Regions from separate parts of the Homo sapiens genome. Here region 2 is linked to region 1. Evidence: read pairs that join two places in POLR2A ChIA-PET (ENCODE). Cell type or tissue: PC-9. All regions are shown on one strand. Each heading gives the region's core, and the rest is flanking DNA. Links, peaks and the distances in the headings are about the cores only.

Region 1 (11,197 bases), core at 3,743-8,742:
TTCTTCCAAGTGAATCAAATTCAGCATCTGTGATAGTCAGTCATCTACTTGTCTTTTCCTTCTTATAAGTTTACAAACTCCTGTAACATAGGACCTATCTTTTATGCATCTTTTTTCTTTCTGCAATATAAATACTTTGGTCCTGGATTGAAGCACATCTCTTGTCTGAATGGGAAGCAAACTTTAGTCTTTTAGGGTGGTTTCCATGAAAGCCTGACAACATAGAATCTCTATCAAGCCTCAGGCTATGTAGATACTCTGCAAAAGTATCTGAGGTTAAGGTTAACTTGGCAGGCACATGTGTAGTATGATGGTCCTTTAGATCATGTGGCAGGAATGTTTCCCTCAGGAGGCAGAGTGTCTAATTTTAGATGCAACTTTGATATATTACTTGCATGTTCTGTAGCCTGTAAGTAATGAGGGATAGATGGGCTCTAAACATGCTCTAAAATGTTCTTAAATATTTTCACTGCATATGGTCTATGTGTGATTCCTATTACAACAAAAAATTCACGTGCTTATCACATCATATCTTTATGGTGGTGCATACTTTATTTGTCTAGAATCGAACAGATGTGCAGTGCCAGCACCGATGGCAGAAAGTACTAAACCCTGAGCTCATCAAGGGTCCTTGGACCAAAGAAGAAGATCAGAGAGTAAGTTCTTTCTTCATTGGTGTGTGACTCATAATTAAGAATATTCCCAAAATGCTAATATTTTCCTATTTGAGGAAGCAGGTAAAATGGGCAAACAGGAAGTAGAGGACTCTATTCCCATATTTCCAGTGAATGAAAGCAAATTTTGGAAATTTTCTAAAGATCTTGTAACACTGAAGAATGATTATACTGACTCATTACATAACTTTAAAACATAGGTTATTTTTGTGTGTTTATCTGAAGGTGATAGAGCTTGTACAGAAATACGGTCCGAAACGTTGGTCTGTTATTGCCAAGCACTTAAAGGGGAGAATTGGAAAACAATGTAGGGAGAGGTGGCATAACCACTTGAATCCAGAAGTTAAGAAAACCTCCTGGACAGAAGAGGAAGACAGAATTATTTACCAGGCACACAAGAGACTGGGGAACAGATGGGCAGAAATCGCAAAGCTACTGCCTGGACGGTAATAATATGTCAAAAAATATATTGATCGGGAAGAATGAGGGAGTGGGTATTGAACATTCTGCTTTAAATGTATGGTGAGTAAATTATATTTCATCAGTCGTAAGTGTTTTATTAGATAAACCAGCTACATAGCTTTTAGAGATTGAAGACATCTTAGAGTTTATTTGGTTGAGAACTTCCAGGATCCACCTGACAGTGAGCCCTGGGTGAAGACATTTAGCTTTCCCCAGCCTCAATTTCCCCATTTCCAAAATGAATCATACAGGGCCAGTGTTAGGATCAAGTAAAATGAATGTCAAAGGACTTGGTAAACTATAAAACTCTAAATGCATAGAAAGAAACTGAAGACAGTTTGTCTCTGGCAGTTCACGTAGCTGGTTAAGTTACTCAAAGGAACTCAGCTACCATTTTCCTGATAACCATCATTCATTTCTTTTATTTTTTTTAATTATTATTTTTTAGAGACAGAGGCTTGTTCTGTCACACATGAGTGACAGAGTGCAGTGGCATGATCATAGCTCAATACATCCTTGAACTCCTGGGCTCAAGGGATCCTCCCACCTCAGCTTCTTGAGTAGCTAGGACTACAGGTGCACCCCACTACACCCAGCTGATTTTAAAATATTTTTTGTAGAGATGGAATCCTGCTATGTTACCCAGGCTGGTATCAAACTCCTGGCCTCAAACAATCCTTTCACCTCCCAAAGTGCTGGGATTATAGGCATGGGCCACCATACCTGGCCACCAGTATTCATTTCATTATACCACTTTGCTTAATTTTTTACTTCATTGATTAAAGAAATAATGTATTTCTTGAATTCTCATACTACTTCCAGGTTTTTAAATAATGTCAGGGTAATAATGCTTTCTTTTTAATGAACAAGGCAAGAAAATGACCTCATTATGAGGGATAACTATGGAAGCTCATTTTGTCCCATTTTTCCCACTTAAGTAGTATATAACAGATTTTGTTCCTTTGGAAAGCAATACTTTTAATGATAAATCTTGCATTAAAATGATGTAGATCAAAAATATTAAAAATAGTTTTATTCTTGAGCTTCATAATCCAGGAGAAAGTTTATATAGTATTCTCTAGTGATGCTCCAAAGCATTTGCACCCTTGTGGTTCAGTATAAACTTAGAAATTTTAAGAGGTTGGTAAAAAAAGGCCTTTCCTCCCATATGGCCTGAGAGGATACACTGCTGATTCTTCTCAAAATTAACAGGGCTATTGAACTTCCTCTTTCTTTAGCATACATTCCCCCACCCCCATTGAAATAGAAAAAGGGAGACTTAAACGGTTTTTTTGAATTGAGAAACTGTTTTCCTGAGAATGGAAAGACTTTAGTAAAAATGCGTTGCCTTTTGAAAATATACTGGGGGTTAGGATCTTTCCCTTTGGGATCCCATTTTCCACTCTCGTCTCTGTCTGATTCAGAAAACAATTGGGGTGGCTTTCAAAGAGTAGGAGGTTTTTTGGTCTCAGAAGTTCTCACTAGTGCTTTGAGAGATAAAGAGTGAAGTATTCTTCATCAGCAGCATCTTATCATCCACCAGACTTCACCATGTCCCTCTCGTGGTGTGTAGGCCCTGCTGTGCCACATTCAAAGGAGTAATTTCCCCAAGGCAGCTGGAACTTTACATTGTGTTGGAGTCTTGTACCGCGACCGGTCAGAATAAACATGAAGCGTTATCGTATTGAAAATACTCCTTTACCAAGGAAATGGAATGGTTAAAAGATACTGATATTTCTAGAAAACGACATGCATTCCAGATTGTGTAACTAAGAGAAATCTAACTAGGCAATAGAGAAAGCCTGATCTCAGAGGGTGGAGAAGAAGGAAACAATTAAAAAGAGAAAACAACTAATAGGCCCAAGGGAAAGGTCTCTGTTAGAAACAGTTTTCTGTCAATTCACTTTAATCTGAATTGAAATTTTTGTTTGTGAAATTTGTGTGATATATTTCTGTGCAGAACTGATAATGCTATCAAGAACCACTGGAATTCTACAATGCGTCGGAAGGTCGAACAGGAAGGTTATCTGCAGGAGTCTTCAAAAGCCAGCCAGCCAGCAGTGGCCACAAGCTTCCAGAAGAACAGTCATTTGATGGGTTTTGCTCAGGCTCCGCCTACAGCTCAACTCCCTGCCACTGGCCAGCCCACTGTTAACAACGACTATTCCTATTACCACATTTCTGAAGCACAAAATGTAAGCCATTCCTGTGAATCTAGTTTAATGAGAGAGACGGTTAGTTTAGCTCCAGGTAATAATCATACTTTGCAGTTGTATACTTTTCAGAGAACTTTCCTGAGCATGATCATGGCCAGTCTTCACCTATGCCCTTTGAAGTAGATAGGGTGTAGGTATGGTGTGTTACCCCTGGTTTATGTCTCCAGAAACGAGGATGGTAAGCGCTTTGCCCAGGGTGACACAGCTCATAGAGATAGTGCTGACTAGAAAACGAGCTGTCCGATTCTAAATTGCTGCTTCAAATCTAATTTGAAGGCAACCTTTGAATGTAAATTTACTTAAGGTACTATTGAAGAATAGGGGAATGGAGTCGCATTTGTAGATGTAATGTTTTTCTCTTCCAAAACGAAAAGGGAAGGTAGTATTATGTTTAAAGAGGAGAGAGTTTGACACTGAAATTCAGTGGTTATGGTATGTTTCATTCTGGCAGTGATCAGGCAGACATGTCTTAATTTATTCACTCAGTAAGTGTTTACCTTCTTACTCTGAGTCAGGAGCAGAACTTTGTGACATTCATTTTCTGATGTCTCCTTTTAGTCTCCGTTGGATCAGTGTGATCCCTTCCTTATTTCTAGATATTTATATTTAGGGAAAGTGATAATCCATAATAGGTGGAAAAAGAAGAAGAAAGAGGAAAAAAATCGAGAAACTTTAATCTTAAGAATAACAATATTAAATGATAAAACTTACCCAAGAATAGAGAGCTCATATGCAAATTATATGCAAAACATGTTCATAAATAGTTTTTATTCTTCTCTGTCCATGGATTTGACTACAAACTTTACAGAAAGGTCTCAGATGAATAAATTATCATAAGAATTCCTGTGCTTTTTATTAAAACTCAAAATTATTCCAAGAAAAATATTTTTATTTACAAACAGCTGGTGCCATCAATTTTTCCCATAGAAACAATTTTGAAACATTCATTAATGTATTTTATAATATATTTTTTATTGTTTTTTTCATTGTGTTTTTCTCTAATTAAGGAACACTTCCCAAAATTTAAAGTGCTCATCAACACCTCCCAAGGATTTTTCACCATGTTCCTTTAGCTGTTTAGCCATTTTAAAGGCCTGGCTAAATTTCACATTAAAAGGTTTTAAAAATTTGTTTAGTGTATTTTATCAGTAAAGTGTTTTTTTTCTCTCAGTCCCAGAACGAAACCTCAGGAAGCCAAGTCCCCTGAAGCATATGTAGCCCTGAATGACGTGGCCTTTGTTTTGTCTTTTGCATCTAGGTCTCCAGTCATGTTCCATACCCTGTAGCGTTACATGTAAATATAGTCAATGTCCCTCAGCCAGCTGCCGCAGCCATTCAGGTAAGATCATTGATCATTCACTGTTCAAAGCACCACTTTTAAGAAATGCTTATTTCTTTCATCTAAACACATATTTTTACCTGAGCAACTAAAGTAAAAAGGAAAGGGAACATGGAGAGGAGAGCAGAGTCTTGGCCAGCAATCTATTAATCTTGTCTTCTAGAATGAGTTTGCTCTGGAATTTTCTGATTCTTTGATGTTGCAAGGTGAAATAACTCATCAGTCAGCATCCACTCTAGCCTGAGATTTCACATCACTCCCTTAAGTCTGAAATAACATTCACAAAGATTTCTGCAGGAGCCAAATTTGGTTGGTGGTGTTGTCACAGTGAGGCTCTTTGGGCTGTGCGGCACCTCATGACCATATTGGCTACACCCATTGTATTTGCAGCTTCCAATCAGACCTTTGTCTTTATTTCCCTTACTTTGTAATTTCAGAGACACTATAATGATGAAGACCCTGAGAAGGAAAAGCGAATAAAGGAATTAGAATTGCTCCTAATGTCAACCGAGAATGAGCTAAAAGGACAGCAGGTGCTACCAGTAAGACTGTCATCATGTGCTTGAATGAGGGGATAGCAGCTTTGCCTCAGTTTACCTAAGCGCTCTTCTCTTCTAAATATTACACTTAGCAAGGCTCCATATATCCATTCAGAATGTCTCAACACAAGAAGTTGCTTGTAGTAAAATGTAGTTGGTATCAGATTATATGCTGATTAAATTGGAAGCAGTCTTTTTGTAATTGCAATAAAAATGCAATATCCACTTATGATTGTTATCATCAATTTTTTTCTTCAGAAGGACTATAATCAGTTTAAAGACTAGCAAAGATAAAATGAATGAAAATCTGCATTTTCTACAGAGCTATGTATCTATATGGTACCATTTTGGTTTTTTTCTATTATTTTGTTAACCTATATTTTCATATTTTATAATTTCAGACATGATTTGATGCATGTTCAGTATATACATGTAAAAGGTTATATATAAAACCTCTTCATAAATAACATTAGCTGCTCTCTTTTATTTGCATGTGTGAAAGTTATGTGGGCCATTACTGAATTCTGACATCTTTAGCGACTGGGCAGCCAACTGGGATGGCTCCTTGTGCTTTGCAACATACATAGTTAACCAACAAAGACAATAAAAGAGAAGTGATGCCCAGTAGGTATTCCTAGGGGTAAATTTATTTTTTGTTAAATAATAAGATGTTTATGTGCACATGCTAGTTCGACCACTTTTTAACTTTAGTTAATGTTTTGCAATTTCTCCTGTTGTGTGGTCATACTGTAAGGAGACTTCTGTTAATTTGCTCTTCTGCTTTCCTAACCACGTTGATTTGGCAGTGCTTCACTGCATCAGTGCAATCTGTAGCATTAGAAAGGGATAGAAGCAACAAGAATATGTGTAGATCAAAGCAACTCTAACTCCTGAGTCCTCTAGCTTTTTTGTGGTTAGAATGCAAATAGGACAGTTCTTCAGTTCTTCACTCACAGCAAGCATTTATGGACCTTTGGCAAATTATATTAAAGTGGAATTTTAAGACAATATGATAATTATACTTCGAAATATAGACCTATGATTTGACATTTTTACAAAATGATAACAAGGTAATCATATAGGTACAACCTCTAGCACTATTAAAAACAGGGTCTTGCATTGATAAAAGGAAACATCTTGACAACTGTTTCATAGGCGTAAGTTTGGGATGATGCAACTACTCTTATCTTTCCTCCAACAGCATCTGATACCTTGTGCAACTTCATTGCTAAGTTCCTTCTCCCTTTCTTCTGTCCTCTCTTTATTTCTACACCCTTCCCCCTTCCTTAGACACAGAACCACACATGCAGCTACCCCGGGTGGCACAGCACCACCATTGCCGACCACACCAGACCTCATGGAGACAGTGCACCTGTTTCCTGTTTGGGAGAACACCACTCCACTCCATCTCTGCCAGCGGATCCTGGCTCCCTACCTGAAGAAAGCGCCTCGCCAGCAAGGTGCATGATCGTCCACCAGGGCACCATTCTGGATAATGTTAAGAACCTCTTAGAATTTGCAGAAACACTCCAATTTATAGATTCTGTAAGTAGAATTGTGAAGGGAAGTTAACGATTCTGGAAGATAAATTAGAAAACCCATTTCTTAAATCATTGCCATTTTCTATAGCCAAGCTGTTATTAGCATATATTAATGTAAAGGTAGAAGTATGATTTTCATCTTCATGAATATGTTTTTTCAAAGATCTGATTTCATAGCCTACCGAGAGAGACAAAAGTATTTATAAATACTTACAAAATAGGACTTTTGAAGGAAGAGTTTTTTTTCACATTTTCACACTTTTCCTTCAAAAGTCATATTTTTAAAAATAGTCAGATTGATGACTTATAAAGCAGAGCTTGGATTATGGGAACGGAATGGTGTTTGAGTTACTTTTAACTTTTTTTTTTCTTTGCTTACTTCATGGTGCTTCTCTAGAATTTTGTCTTGCTTTTGAACAGCACATTAATGATTTGGCTTACTCAGAGCTGAAAGCAATCTTTTAGTGTATTTGAAGTAATAATCAGCTCCTTGGTCATACCTGGCTCTTTCCACAAAATGGTGATTATTGATTACTGGTCCCATTGCTTCACTGAGATGAATCATCTTTCGTGAAACAAATTTGTATTCAGCACCTCCTCAGCGAACACTTGGTTCCTTTCCCAGTTGATTAAAAATCATTTATTGCACACTCATTGGTTAGGAGATGACCATTGCCGTAATATGCCATCTAGAAAAGGTCTTCATTTTGCTTTCCATTGCATGCAGATGTAGAGTGTCGGGAGGTCCCTGCAGCACATCAGAGGGCCAGCCTTGAGGCAGCCCACTAGACCCTGCTCTACTGCAGTATAATAGAGCAACTGCTCATCTTGAAGCTGTTGCTCAAGAAGCCAAACCAACGGGCCTAGTGTTTGCTTTGCGTTGAGCATCTCTCTCTCAGTGCTGTTTCAGGTGATGATGGCACACACTATCTCAAAGTTCTGTGCCTCCCACATTGTTTCAGGATTCTTCATCATGGTGTGATCTCAGCAGTTTTGAATTCTTTGAAGAAGCAGATTTTTCACCTAGCCAACATCACACAGGCAAAGCCCTACAGCTTCAGCAAAGAGAGGGCAATGGGACTAAACCTGCAGGAGAACCTAGCCCAAGGGTGAACAAACGTATGTTGAGTGAGAGTTCACTTGACCCACCCAAGGTCTTACCTCCTGCAAGGCACAGCACAATTCCACTGGTCATCCTTCGAAAAAAACGGGGCCAGGCCAGCCCCTTAGCCACTGGAGACTGTAGCTCCTTCATATTTGCTGACGTCAGCAGTTCAACTCCCAAGCGTTCCCCTGTCAAAAGCCTACCCTTCTCTCCCTCGCAGGTAGAACACAATTTCTGCACAGCTGTTACTCATTTTCAACAGACACCTGAGCCTTAATAATCTAGAAACTAATACTTCGGAACAAATGACTAATTACTGCTGCCTTTGCTGATTTCATTCTGTCGTTGAATCTAGCTGTTGCTAAGTTATACTGCCTCCCAAAGTTTAGGCTGTCTGCAGGCTAACTGTTGATTTTGGCATCATTCTCTCTCTTTTACTTTTGGGTGGTTTTGAAAGATAGTTGCATGAAACGTACTTTTATTTCCTTCAACACTAGAGTTTAACATTTCTGTCCCTTTCTTTTTCTCCCATCTGATCCCTCCCTTTAAAATTGTTAACATCATTTCTTCCTCGTTGTTCATTTATTCTTATGCGATTCACTGACCCAGGGGAGGAGGGAACCAAATTGTGTTTATATAACATTTGGGTTGCAACTAGAAAATTTAAAGCTAGAAAATTTAAAGGTTCCAATTCATCTTTAAATGGAAGAGTTTGGGAAGAGGATGAGAAACAAATGCTTAAGGAAAAGAACATATTTTTAATTTCAGTTTCTCAACATTGGCTCTTTTGAGTTGTGCCATACTATTTTACTAGTGCAGTTTTTGCCAAGGAATATTTTTATTTCATACAGCTTTTTTAAGGCATGAAAATCACAATTCTTATCAGAGATTTGTGTTCCTAAATTATTTAAATAATTAAATTAATAGATAATTTGGCACTTTAAAACATTTTTCCAATTGTATCTGTTGAATTTGTTTTAAGAACAGATTTAGGTATGATATAGGTATATACATTTGGGAAACACTGAATCAAACAAAGTTACAAGTAGGTTTCTTAGCTGGGCATAGTGGCATGGGCCTGTAGTCCTAGCTACTGGGGAAGCTAAGGCAAGAGGATTGCTTAAGCACAGGAGTTCAAGTTCAGCCTGGTGAACATAGCGAGATCCCATTTCTTTAAAAACTTTCTTTTTTTTAACTGCAGGCCTTCTCAGAGTTATTAATATGCCGTTGTGCCTTGTGAATTTCCAGGAGGAGATTATGATATGTTGTGTTTCCCAAATTTATTTTACCTTGGAATTGTTTAAGGAACACCTAGTTTTTTCCCAGAACTTTAGTGTTCTGAGAGACACAGTTTATTATTCAAGAATTTTCCATATAATGTAAACCTTCTGTAATACTAATTTTGGTTCATAGATTATTAAAGAGAAAAAACAAAGTATGAAAGGAAACTATTAATTATTAACTATTATTTTCCCCAAAATCACTAAAGCCTTTTAAATGTTAATAAAGAACACATCTCATTCTCTTTAATGACAAGTGTCATTTATTGAGAGTATTTTCTCACAGTTTTGCAAGTTTTTCAGCAATGACCCTAAATTTTATTTCTTGGAAACCACACCCAAATCCTGGGTGCTCAATTGAAATAAAACAATACCCTAGTCAATATAACATGCTTGTTAGCATCTTTATTATTTAATATAGTGGGTCAGGAAAACATTCTTGTTATCTAGGTGTGATTTTTAAATTGGGGAGAATAAAGAATTACCATCTAATCTAAGTATTTTTTCTTTCTCTCCATATTTAGTTCTTAAACACTTCCAGTAACCATGAAAACTCAGACTTGGAAATGCCTTCTTTAACTTCCACCCCCCTCATTGGTCACAAATTGACTGTTACAACACCATTTCATAGAGACCAGACTGTGAAAACTCAAAAGGAAAATACTGTGTAAGTCTTTGGTTCAGGAATAAAATGATTTATCTTATTTACTTATATTTAATTAATGGAATATAGTTCCCAGATGTCTGATCCACTTGTATGTGCATAATTTTACTGACCATTTATATATAATCATGTCTATTCCCACATTGAATATATCTGTCCTGGGCATATTACAACTACCTACAGGTAGAAGATGGGAAGATAAACTAGATTCCTTTTGTAACTTACTCCAAAATTTCCTATATATGCACAAGTAGTTTTCATAAAACTTTTCCATTCGGTTTGTTTGTTCCCTCCATAAGGCCTTCTTATGAAAGCCAGATTTTCAACCTCCTTTCCTCTCTAATTGTAAGCTTCAGAATAAGAACGAGTATGGTTTCTTACCTAGTTTGTATTTTTATTTAATTTTATTTGTTTATTATTTATTTATTTTTAGTTTGTATTTTTTAATCTTATTTTTTCTTTTTGAATTTATGTGTAGATAGGACCTCTTCTGACATCCCCAGGAATATTATATGATTAGAAGCCAAGGGATGAGTAAGCAGTCATTTTTATTCAATAAAGCCTTAATCAATTCAGAGAAATGGTAGAGAAAGTGTGAATTATCAGAAACCTTGAAAAGAAATGCACTGTTATTTCGAAGTACAAAAAGTAAATTTTAAAAGTTTAACATGTTTTGTAGTATGGGCTCTGTTTTCATGAATAGGGAAACCTGATTTGTAAATGACATCAGGTCTTCTTGATGCTCATAGTCTTATACAGATCATAGGCACTACATGTGTCTTCAGAGCCATTAAGGAAAGATGTTAAATCATTTAATGCTTTTAGTCTTCGAGGTATAATATTTTGAAATATTTGAAAATATGTGATATGCATATTCTCTTTTTCTTAACGAATAACGTGATTAATCAGCACACCCCAATTCCATATCCGGAACAGAGTTTATTGTATTCAGTGGAAAAATGTTAAATGTAACAGGTAAAGCCATGTAGGGACATTTATTCTTTTGTATTGAGCCACTGCTTGTTTTCTTTTTAAAGTTTTAGAACCCCAGCTATCAAAAGGTCAATCTTAGAAAGCTCTCCAAGAACTCCTACACCATTCAAACATGCACTTGCAGCTCAAGAAATTAAATACGGTCCCCTGAAGATGCTAGTAAGTTCTAGAAAAGTTTTTGGATTTCATTGGTTTATTAGTCCCATTAGGAGTTCTCTCTGATGCAAAAATACCCACTCTTCCGTTTAGCCTCAGACACCCTCTCATCTAGTAGAAGATCTGCAGGATGTGATCAAACAGGAATCTGATGAATCTGGAATTGTTGCTGAGTTTCAAGAAAATGGACCACCCTTACTGAAGAAAATCAAACAAGAGGTAAACACG
Region 2 (11,197 bases), core at 2,754-7,753, 380 kb before region 1:
GGATTTCCTGCCAACATTTTCACTTTTCCATAAAATTAATATAGCACTATTAGGACCGGGTGTACTCTGAAAATATCCAGCATTCAAAATTCCTCATTTAAACTTTTCAATCCAAGATTTTATCCTTTTGGATTAGTACATTGTGGGTAGTTCTATTAGTCAATTTTAACTGTTTCCCACTACGTGACTCAAAATAAATCAAAGTGTTAGATGAGTCAGGGAAAAAATGATCTTTTAATGAAGACTTGTTTAGTTCCAGTGACTTTTCATAAACTATCCAATTTAATTCTCTCAACAGCCCTGCGAGGTAGGCATTATTGTCTTCACTTTACAGATAATGAAAGTGAGTAACAGAGAAGTTACTTGCCCCAATTGACATTTATTATATGAATATATAAGCATTATACACCATATATCACATCAGGATTCAAATCCAGAAACACCCAAACTGAAACTTTCCCACTAAAATGGATATTGCCTTTCTAAAACCAATTGATGATGCCATTATTGAAACCACTCATCAATATTTTTTCGTGTCGTGTGAGTAATCTAATTAAGTAGACATTACTGACAGTGCTCACTCTTAAGAAATTGTCCAAGACCAGTAATTCCAAACCTGGCTAATCACCAGAATGATCGGAAAACACTTAAAAAGAGATTTCCTAGGCTCTATTTCAAACCTGCTCAATCAGAATCTCTGGGGTTGGGCCCAGGAGTCTTTATAAATACAGAGCTCCCAAGGCAATTTTCATAATCAACCACTTAGGTAACCATTGACACTTCTGAAAATAGTGATGAAAAATCGACACTACCAATGCAGTATATTTTTTCAGTGTATTGTGACATCCTTTATTTCATTTCCACTTGATATACACCTGCTGCTGGGCAGAATGTGGGGTAGATATTTTTTATCCTCCTTAGATGAAAGTAGAAACCAAGTTCAATGGGGAAAGGAAACTTGAAATGTCCTCTTTCACCTTCTTAAGTGAAAATGAACTACCTAGGGAAAAACAAACTGGGTTTAGATATACAGCACTGAGAATGTAAATGTCACTTGTTAAAATTTCCCTCCGTCACTTGTTAGATTTCCCTCCCTCCTCTTCTTTCTCTGGGAGAACTGGATGGACACTGTTAGGGACTGAATTGTATCCCCACAAAATTCATGTGTTGACATCCTTGCCTCCAGTATCTCAAAATGTGACCTTATTTGGAAGTAGGGTTGTTGCAGATGTACTTAGTTACCATGAGATCATACTGGAATAGGGTGGGCCCCTAACTAAATATGACTGGTGTTCTTATAAAAAGAGGCGATTCAGACACAGATACACACAGGGAGAACACCATGTGAAGATGAAGACAGAGATGGGGTGGATCTCTGTCTACAAGTCAATTAATGCCAAGATTACTAGCAAACCACCAGAAACTAGGGGAGAGACATGGAAAAGATCCTTCCTCACAGCCCTCAGAAGGAACCAAACCTGCCGACACCATGAGCTCAGACTTCTAACCTCCAGAAATGAGAGATAATATATTTCCATTCTTTAAACAACCCAGCTCATGGTACTTTGTTACACCAACCCCAGAAAATTGATACAGATAGGAAACACCTCCCCATAGATGATCAGATTACTAGTTACCATTTATGTTAGAGGAAAAAAAATCAACAAATAAGTTCATTTATCAACAGGTTTCTGAAAGGCAATTGTGATAGTCATAGGTCTTAGGAGTTGCAAGCAGCTCTACAGTAAATTAACTCAGAGAAACAGCTTGCTCAATGCAAATTTTTTTTTGGTGTTCTGGAGAAAGAAATACTAGCAAAAGAAAGAGAAACATGGAAAAGAATCCTCACACATCCTACCCTTAGCTTTTTTCTACCTACTGTTTAGTATAAATACATCATTTGTATGTCTCCAATTGTAATCAAGGGAGTTGTATAATATAAAAAACCAGAATCAAAACTTTATTCCACCTACTCCAATGTTATGTCCTGGAATTCCCAGGCATCTGAGATGAGGGTGCTTCCTATTTGTTCCCATCTCCTAATCTGAGGTATAGAAGTAGCTGCGTCTCAACTATATGGTAAACATCGTATGATGGATCCCAAAGTCACAGAGATGTTTCCAAAAGAACGTTGCCTAGAGATGCAAATTATTTAATTAGCAAATTGACCCTAACATGTCTTGGTCTTTCAAACAAAAATACTTCTGGGTAAGAGCATGAGGGATTTGTGAGGCATTTGCCAAGTCTGTCTCTCAGATAGCTCTGTATGGCCTCCTTGCAAACACATGCCCACTGTTTTGCTTGACAAGTTCTTTGGACTGATTTCTCTCCAAATAATAAGCATACTTTCCAATGTTTAATAAAAGGCTTTGTAAAGCCAACATTTTATGCATATTTTGATCATTGACATTATATAACCTGTTTTGGGGACACATCTCATGGGTGATTTTTATGATGGAATGATAAGCTATGTGACCAACAAAAAATACCTGCAGGCCAGGCATGGTGGTTGGCGCCTGTAATCCCACACTTTGGGTGGTCAACGCGAGAGGATTGCTTGAGCCCAGCCTAGGCAACATGACAAGACCCCATCTCTACAGAAAAATCTAAAAATTAGCCAGTTGTGTTGGCGTTTGCCTGTGGTCCCAGCTACTCAGGAGGCTGAATCAGGAGGATTGCTTAAGCCTGGGAAGTCGAGACTGCAGTGAGCTATGTTCACACCACGACATTCCAGTCTGGGCAACACAGTGGGTCCCTGTCTCAAAAACAAAAACAACAACAACAACAACAAATCTTCAAGTACACAAAGATTATGTCAACATATACATGTGTATCTTCTCTCAGTTTGATATATAATAGCCAAGCTATATTTTAAAAGAACCTAACATGTATTTCTAAATCAAAAACACAGTCCATGCAATTCAGTGTTTGGTCTCAAATGGTTGTACTGGAGAAGGTTGTATTGGAGCCTGAGAGCTTGGCTTGAAGTCTGAAGTTATCTCCATTACACTACACTATGGTTAAGTTTGTCTCTACCCAAACTCATGTTGAAATTGGATCCCCAATGTGGCAAGTTGGGAGGTGGGGCCTAGTAGGAAGTGTTTGGATCAAGGGGGCAGATCCCTCACGAATGGCTTGGTGCTGTTCTTTTGGTAGCCAGTGAGTTCTCAGTCTCACAAGACTGGATTAGTTCTCATGGGGATGTTCCTGCAAGAGAGGGTTGTTATAAAGCCAGGATGCCCCTCTGGTTCTGCCTTTCCACTGGTATCTGCTTCTCCTTTGACCTCCCACCATGTTATGATGAAGCACAAAAGCCTTCACCAGAAGCCCAGCAGATGCCAGCACCAGGCTTCTTGAATTTCCTAGCCTGCAGAAACACGAACCAAATAATCCTTTTTTTGTTGTTGTTGTTGTTGAGACGGAGTCTTGCTCTGTTGCCCAGGCTGGAGTGCAGTGGCGTGATCTTGGCTCACTGCAAGCTCCGCCTCCTGGGTTCACGCCATTCTTCTGCCTCAGCCTCCCGAGTAGCTGGGACTACAGGTACCCAACACCATGCCCGGCTAATTTTTTGTATTTTTAGTAGAGACGGGGTTTCACCGTGTTAGCCAGGATGGTCTCGATCTCCTGACCTCGTGATCCACCTGCTTTGGCCTCCCAAAGTGCTGGGATTACAGGCTTGAGCCACTGCACCCAGCCCTCTTTTCTTTACAAAATACCCGGGTTTGAGTACTCTGTTATAGCAACACTAAATGGACTAAGACATACAACTGGAACCCAAAGTGCATTGATAGTATTTCATGCTTGACACTTACTTGTTTAATAACAGCTCAACCCTAAATTAGGAGAACATGAAGAGGAAAAAGCCAGAGAAATAATTTGGAATTATGCCACAGATTTAACACACAGTTCACTGAACATAGTAAAACTTTCCCATGGAGGAACATAGGCCATGTGTATACAAGTGCAGTTAAATCAAACAGAATTACATTTTTTGGTCCTGGTTGATCCACTGCTGCTTATCTACAAAGCCACAGGATGGCAATAGAGAAATTCCTGTTGTGTAACTATTGTCCAAATGGTTTTATGGAAAAAAAAATGTGGCCAAATGTTTTGGTTCTAGTCCAATTTGCCTGTGATCTGGGCACATTTATGCATTAGGATAGCCCGTATTCATGATGGCTGCAAGTACGTACACCTTTCACTACCTGACTCTATCTTTTTAGCCTCAGCTCCCACACTACTATAACTCTTCCCCCCTTCCAGACTAGGACCTTTTAAAAAAAATAAAAATTGAAGCAAATAATCACTGGATACCTACTATGCACTAGAAGCTGTCCTATGTCCTAGAGTTATAAGAGGGATGGAAACAGATCACTTCTCCATAGAACTTACATTCTAATGAAGGAACACTGTTACTAGACAAGTAAAGGCATAGTGTGTATGGCAGGGATGACCTTCTGTGCACCAAATTTCCAGAGTGGAGTTGTCCCTGGCAGGCAGTAGCCCAGACAGGGACTGCATTTTCCAGCTTCCACTGCAACCAGTTGTGTCCATATGACAAATTCTTACCAATGCAATGTGAGTAGAAGTGATATGTGTCACTTACAGGACAGGCTTTTTTAAGAGCTTGATGTGCCTCCTCCACTTACTATTCTTTCCTTGGTTTCTGCTAGACACAGAGGACTCTGAAGCCCTGAAGGCAGAGCCTCAAGATGGAAGGATCTGAGTGTCTGAATCCCAGGGGAAGGAAAACCAACCCCAATTAGGAACATTAGCATTTAAAATACATACAATGTATTCAACTGCAGAAATGTTGGAGCTGATGTTTACAGGTTCTACCACTAACCTAACTAATATAGTATGTCACATAGCCATAGGCACTATGGAGAAAAATAACACATAGATGAGTAATGACAAATCTGATGGGTGGGGAGAGCTGCTAATCTAAACAAAGTGGTCAAAGAAGACCTCACTGATCCAATGACATGAGCAGAGACTGGAAGGAAGTGAGGAAGCAGGCCAAGTGAAAACTGTTGGGTAAAACTTTGCAGAAAGAAGGAACAGTGAACCTGTGGGTCCTGAGAAGGAAACATGCCTGCTATGTCTAAGGAACATCAAAGAGGCCAGGACGCCTGGAGTGCAGTGAACAATGAGATGGCTTATAGGAGATGAGGTCAGAGAGCAAACAGGTGTCTCATCTCCCAGTGCCTTCTAGGCCATCGTAAGATCTCTGGATGTTATTCTGAATGAGATGGAATGTTGGTGGGGGATTTTGAGCAGAAGAATGACAACATATTCCTATTTACCTTATAAGAAGATTACTGTTGATAGGCTGGGCGCGGTGGCTCACGCCTGTAATCCCAGCATTTTGGGAGGCCGATGGGGGCAGATCACGAGGTCAACAGATCGAGACCATCCTGGCCAACATGGTGAAACCCTGTCTCTACTAAAAATGCAAAAAAAAAATTAGCCGGGCGTGGTGGCATGTGCCTGTAGTCCCAGCTACCTGGGAGGGCTGTGGCAGAAGAATCACTTGAACCCAGGAAGTGGAGGTTGCAGTGAGCTGAGATCGCTCCACTGCACTCCAGCCCGGAGACAGAGTGAGACTCTGTCTCAAAAAAAAAAAAAAAAAAAAAAAAGATTACTGTTGATATTGAGTTGAGACTATGCTGTGCAGGGGTGGAGATGCAAGAGTGGAAGTAGTTAAGAAGCTGATATAATAATCCAGGAAGCGGAACTAGTGGCTTGGACTAGGGTGTTGGCAATAGAGATGACAAAAATGGTCAGATTTGGGGCATTTATTGAGTATGAAGATGACAGGGTTTGGTGATGGATTAGATGTGAGGGTGGGAAAATGTGAAGAACAGGCTTGAAGGTAAATGATAAGCAGTTCTAAGTTTGAGGTACCTTTCAGAGATCCAAATGGAAACATCAGGTAGACAGATTTTTGAGCCTAGAGTTCAGTGAAGAGATCCAGGCTAGAAAAGAAAGCAGGGAAAAGGAAGTAATCAGTGTATTATGATATTTAAATCTATGAGACTAGGTAAGATCATCTAAGAAATAAATACACATACAGAAAGGACAGGTCCAGGGACTAAGCCCTGAGACCCTCTGTTATCATTTGGAGGCTGGTGAGAAGAGGATAGAGCAAAGGAGACTGAGGAAGAGGAGCCCATGAAAAAGAAGAAACATTCGGAGAATTTTGGTCTCCGACGGAAATAAAGAAAGTGTTTCAAGGAAGGAGAATGATCAATTATATCGAATATTGTTAATAGGTAAGTAAAATGAAGATTGGATTTCCTGTGGGATTTAACAACATACAGGTCTTGGTTAGTGAAAAGAAAAATTTCAGGGAAGTGATTGGGGAAGTAACTGATTAGAATAGGTTTAAGAAAGAATGGAAATAAGCTCAACTAAAACTGACAACGACACATCTTTAGTGAAGTTTTGCTATAACTGGGAGTAAGGTAACAAGGATGTCTCTAGGTATGTGGGGTCAAGAGAGAGTTGATTTTTTTTTTAAGATAGGAGATATTGCAATATATTTCAGGTTGATGGAAATAATTTCATAGAGGGGGAAATTAATGATGGAGGAAAGGACCAGAAAAAGACTACTGGAGCCATGTCCTTGAAGAGGGGAAAGACAATATGCACAGGTAAAGAAGATGGTTTTTGATAGGAGCAGGGAGAGCTCATGCGTAGCAGTGGGAGGGAACGTAGAGTCTATGGGCTCAGATGCAGGCTTGTGGAAAGATGCAGTGTGAGACAGTGTGGAGTCTCTTGCGGCTGCTTCTATTTTCTCATTGACCTCAGAGGCTAAGCTGTCATCTGAGAGTGAGGGTGCCGATCTTGGTGTTTTGAGGAGAGAGTAGAAAGTGTAGAATGGTTTAGGAGCATGGGGAAATGAATGGACTAGGAAAGTGTTGTAGGATGGCCTGGCTGCCCTGAGAGCTCCCTTGCATCTAGTGGTCCCAAATAAGACCAGAGCACATGGATATGTCCCCTTGTCCAACCAAAGGCAGCTGCTCAAGCATAAGGCAGAGTAGACAGGCTGCAGCAAATCAGAGTTGAGGGTTATTGAGTCTTTAAGATAAAGTTAGAGACGGGTGAGGACATTGAGGGTCTTTACCAGAAAATGATGTTAATGATGACTCATGGGATTTAATTTGGGCAACTAAGGTTACAAAGGAAGTGAGACACAGTGAGAGGCTGGAGGGTTTGAGGAATTCCTGGCCCTGATATGATAAAATAATTATTCAAGTCAAGGTACTAGAGGCCATAATCTGGAAGCATGTGATCTGGGCTGGAGGGTGGGTGGACTGGCAGTGAGGCAGCCACATCAGATGACTGACCATTCCCTGAAGCTCAAGGCATTTCAAACTTACTTTGAAATTTACTCTTGCTATTCCTTTCATTGGGATAATTTTGAATCTCTTTTTTGGTTCTTACTCATTCCTCAAGGCCTAGGTCAGATGATACCTCCTCAGGCAGCCTCCCCTGATCCTCCAAATCAAAATTAATTGCCTTCTCTACTGTGCTCACATAATGTGTCTTACTCACTTTTAATATGAAGCTCATCACACTGTATCATCATCTGTTTACTAGTCCTGCTCTCCACAGCTCACGATTTTGAAGAGGACAAGAGAACATTCCGCTCACCTCCTGGCACATTCCCAGTGCATGGCCAAGAGGCTGGCTCACAGCTGACTCATCACCACCCCCTCCCCAGGGGCTGTAGCCTCTACTGCCCTCCTTTAATCCATTTTCCAGACTGCAGTGAAAGTGATTTCCTGAAAAGTATAAATTAGATCATGTTATCCCTCTGCGTTGAACCCTTAATAGACTTTCCAATTGCTCTTCCGATGAAGACCAAATTCTTTCCATGGGATACGTTGCCCTGCAGGATTCGGCTTGCATTTGCCTCTCTGGCTTCACTGCGCACCAGTCTCCCTCCGCGCCTTCCTCTCCAGCTACCCTAGCCTCCTAGGACTTCCAAAGTGCAGTGTTTTCCCTGAAACCAGGTCTTGTCGAGTGTCCTCCCTGCAATCAGAGTCTTCTCAAGTGCATTTCCCTCAGTCTGGTGCTCTTCTTCCTCTTCAGATAGCAAATCAGATACCACCTCCTCAGGGATGCTTTCACTGAGCCCCACGCTGGGTGCAGACGCCTTATTACACACGCGTGAAGGACCCTAACCTTTGTCACACCGCTTAGTAGCACGCATAATTACATGGATCACATGTGTGGTTGTTTAGATTCATGCTTGCTCCCATGCTAGTCTGGGAGCCCCGTGAGGACAATGACCACAGGGCTTTTGGTCTTTACTGAATTCCCAGCACCCAACGCAGTGCCTGACTCATGAAAGCACTTCATAAATATTTCCTCACTGAACGTATTAAATTAATAAATAGACGGGTCTAATGTTTTACTTAATATTCATAAAATATAACAAATTTGGTTCCCCAAGTACTTATAGTTCCTGTACCAAAATAGAATGCAATCAAATCCATCACACATCACACTCACACACACACACCAGGTTTAATGAGTTTTCACACAAGTCTTTAAAAAATATAACCAGACATGTCACACTGTGATTTGTAACTTACAAGCTAGGCCTAATTATTAAAATGAAGATGACGTCTATGTGGCTAAACCAAGTGCCATCCCCACGTGAATGTGAGTTATCAGGAAACCTAGTTGCTCCACATATTTCAGAGCACACCTCAGGGCCCGAATCAATGCTCATTTGGCTGGGTGCGGTGGCTCATGCCTGAAATCCCAGTACTTTGGGAGGCCGAGGCAGGCAGATCACCTGAGGTCAGGATGTCGAGACCAGCCTGGCCAATATGGTGAAACCTCGTCTCTACTAAAAAGACAAAGATTAGCTGGGCATAGTGGCAGGCGCCTGTAATCCTAGCTACTTGGGAGGCTGAGGCAGGAGAATCGCTTGAGCCCAGGATGTAGGGGTTGCAGTAAGCTGAGATCACATCATTGCAGCACTCCAGCCTGGGCGACAGAGCGAGACTCCGTCCCCAGAAAAAAAAAAAAAAATGCCCATTAGAGTTCCTCAACATAAAAGATGGCCAATATAATCAAAGGCAAGTCTATGTTTTGGGAGTGGATTCAATGAACAGTCATTCCCTAAGCCTGTCCCATAAAGTGGAAAGTGGGCTCTACTTGTCACTTTCCATATCTTAACAGAATTTTCCAGACTATAAACACTAGCATGGTAAGAAAAAATATATCGTCTCATTAGGGAAAATACCCATTTGCTCACTTTCTCTCTCCTATATACCAGAAGTGTAAATAATAGGCATATATAAGTGTGCAAAATAGGCAAAATAATAGTCATATATAACAATATATTTATATTTCAATTTTTAGTTGTTTTTTAATCAAGAAATGCAATAAGAATACAGAAATCCCATAAATTGTTTTCCCATTTAAAAATAATTCTGGCCAGGTGCAGTGGCTCACATCTGTAATCCCAGCACTTTGGGAGGCTGAAGCGGGTGGATCACGAGGTCAGGAGTTCAAGACCAGCCTGGCCAAGATGGTGAAACCCCGTCTCTACTAAAAATGCAAAAAATTAGCCAGGCATGGCGGCACACGCCTGTAATCCCAGCTACTCAGGAGGCTGAGGCAGAGATTTGCTTGAACTCGGGAGGCAGAGGTTGCAGTGAGCCGAGATCGCACCACTGTACTCCAGCCTGGGCGACAGAGTGAGACTCCATCTCAAAAAAAAAAAAAAAAAAAAAAAAAAAAAAAAATCCTACCAACTACTTTGAAGAAATGTTTTAACTTTCATAATAGAAATTGTTAAACAAAAGTAAAGATAGCCTAATGAACCTCCTTCACCTGCCACCAGGCTTCAGTAATTGTCAACATTCTGCCAGTATTCTTTTCTCAGAAGAAATTTAAGAAGGGTGGAACCACAGGTCAAATTCAAGGAGTTGCTCAGCAGAGTTGCCCAAGACAATCTCCCCCCTCATTTTTCTTCATCTCCTCCACCAGCCCTTCTCTGACCCAACCAGGGATCAACTGCTTTTTGTGAACCAGATGAACTGTGCTTTGAACCATCACCATGGCAAATAGAAGAGGGTTTCTCATAACCCTGGTTAGGACATCTCCAAAGTCATGTTACTCTCTAGCACAAGACTCGTATCAGAAGCATCTTGGGATGACTCTGACATAAATATATTCAAGATCAATTTTAGAAATTGACGTACTACTCTGAGTCTGATACAGACATCCCTGTGACTCATAATTTCTTTTTTTGCCCAGGCTGCTTTATCAATACATGGAAAATGTAGTTCAGTCGCAGCTGCTAAAATTTACAAATATACTTCTATTTTGTGATGCTGTGTTTGAACTGATGTTGGTAATGTTACTGTTTTTATGTTCATGGGCAGTCTAATAATTTTTATATTTTGACTCATGTTAGAAATTACTCAACTCTGACTATTATCTTGATTTTTCCATCATTTTTGGTCAAGCATATTAACAATTTGGCTTGACTAAAGGAAGCTAGAAATGAATATAAGAAACACCAAGCCTTAGAGTAACTCAAGAAGGAAATAGACTTTCTGCATTGTTCCAAGGGAAAAGAGGAGACATTGGAACTTATGTTGAACTTGGTCTAGTAACCACAATAAAAGTGGTTACTCTGCTCTGAACTTGGAGTCCACAGCACCCATGGCTGGACTTTCTACCCTGAATTCAGTCCCTTAATGACTGAGCTTGCTGGCAGGCACCCAGTGTCTCAGCTGAAGATTACACCTCAGACCCTAAACTCTCCTAGCTCCCTAATTTCTCATTTTGGTTAAGTATGCCTGCAGAGACGACTTGCACTAATTCCCACTTAGACATACCCAGATTTGAGACTACATCCACTTTTCTTAACATACACATGTCCTTACCCCCCCTTAAAAAATGCTGACCTAGTTTAAGTTGCCATCCAAAATTTTTCTTATGTAAATCCCTACTACTACACACAACTGAGCCTTTATCACCTCTTAAAGTCCTCCAGGACTTTGCAGATATAGTCCATCTCATAAACTCCTTAGTCTTAGATAACCTAAGGCTCAGAACATCCTACGTCCTAATGAGGGTATCTCCAACTTCTGCTCATTTGTTCATTCAACCACTGGTAACATGTTCAAGGCACTAGAAGCTGTTATCAACCCACATACTTACA

The links. Peaks named below come from ENCODE experiments on the same cell type or tissue, not always from the same donor. Only the 100,000 strongest peaks of a DNase experiment are listed, where the experiment ranks them.
Region 2: POLR2A ChIA-PET joins it to region 1 with 7 read pairs; 3 of 35 experiments call an interaction of 5 or more read pairs at or near these places.

Annotation. Positions count from the first base shown.
Region 1 is chr6:135,189,228-135,200,424 of GRCh38, forward strand. MYB (MYB proto-oncogene, transcription factor) reads left to right here. Exons shown (of 16, transcript NM_001130173.2): 4 at 564-656; 5 at 900-1,120; 6 at 3,097-3,331; 7 at 4,611-4,691; 8 at 5,129-5,233; 9 at 6,521-6,775; 10 at 7,734-8,096; 11 at 9,681-9,823; 12 at 10,858-10,972; 13 at 11,063-11,188. LOC105378011 (a long non-coding RNA gene) reads right to left here. Exons shown (of 3, transcript XR_001744368.2): 3 at 6,668-6,773. Among named protein-coding and RNA genes, the nearest start is that of MYB, 14 kb to the left of the region's middle. RefSeq lists a silencer at 2,564-2,858. In PC-9, for the core only: no CTCF peak of the experiment used is centred there; no DNase peak of the experiment used is centred there.
Region 2 is chr6:134,809,349-134,820,545 of GRCh38, forward strand. All of the region lies in intron 2 of LOC101928277 (a long non-coding RNA gene), which reads right to left. Among named protein-coding and RNA genes, the nearest start is that of ALDH8A1, 140 kb to the right of the region's middle. In PC-9, for the core only: no CTCF peak of the experiment used is centred there; DNase peaks (open chromatin) are centred at 3,983 and 4,923; H3K27ac peaks cover 1,732 bases.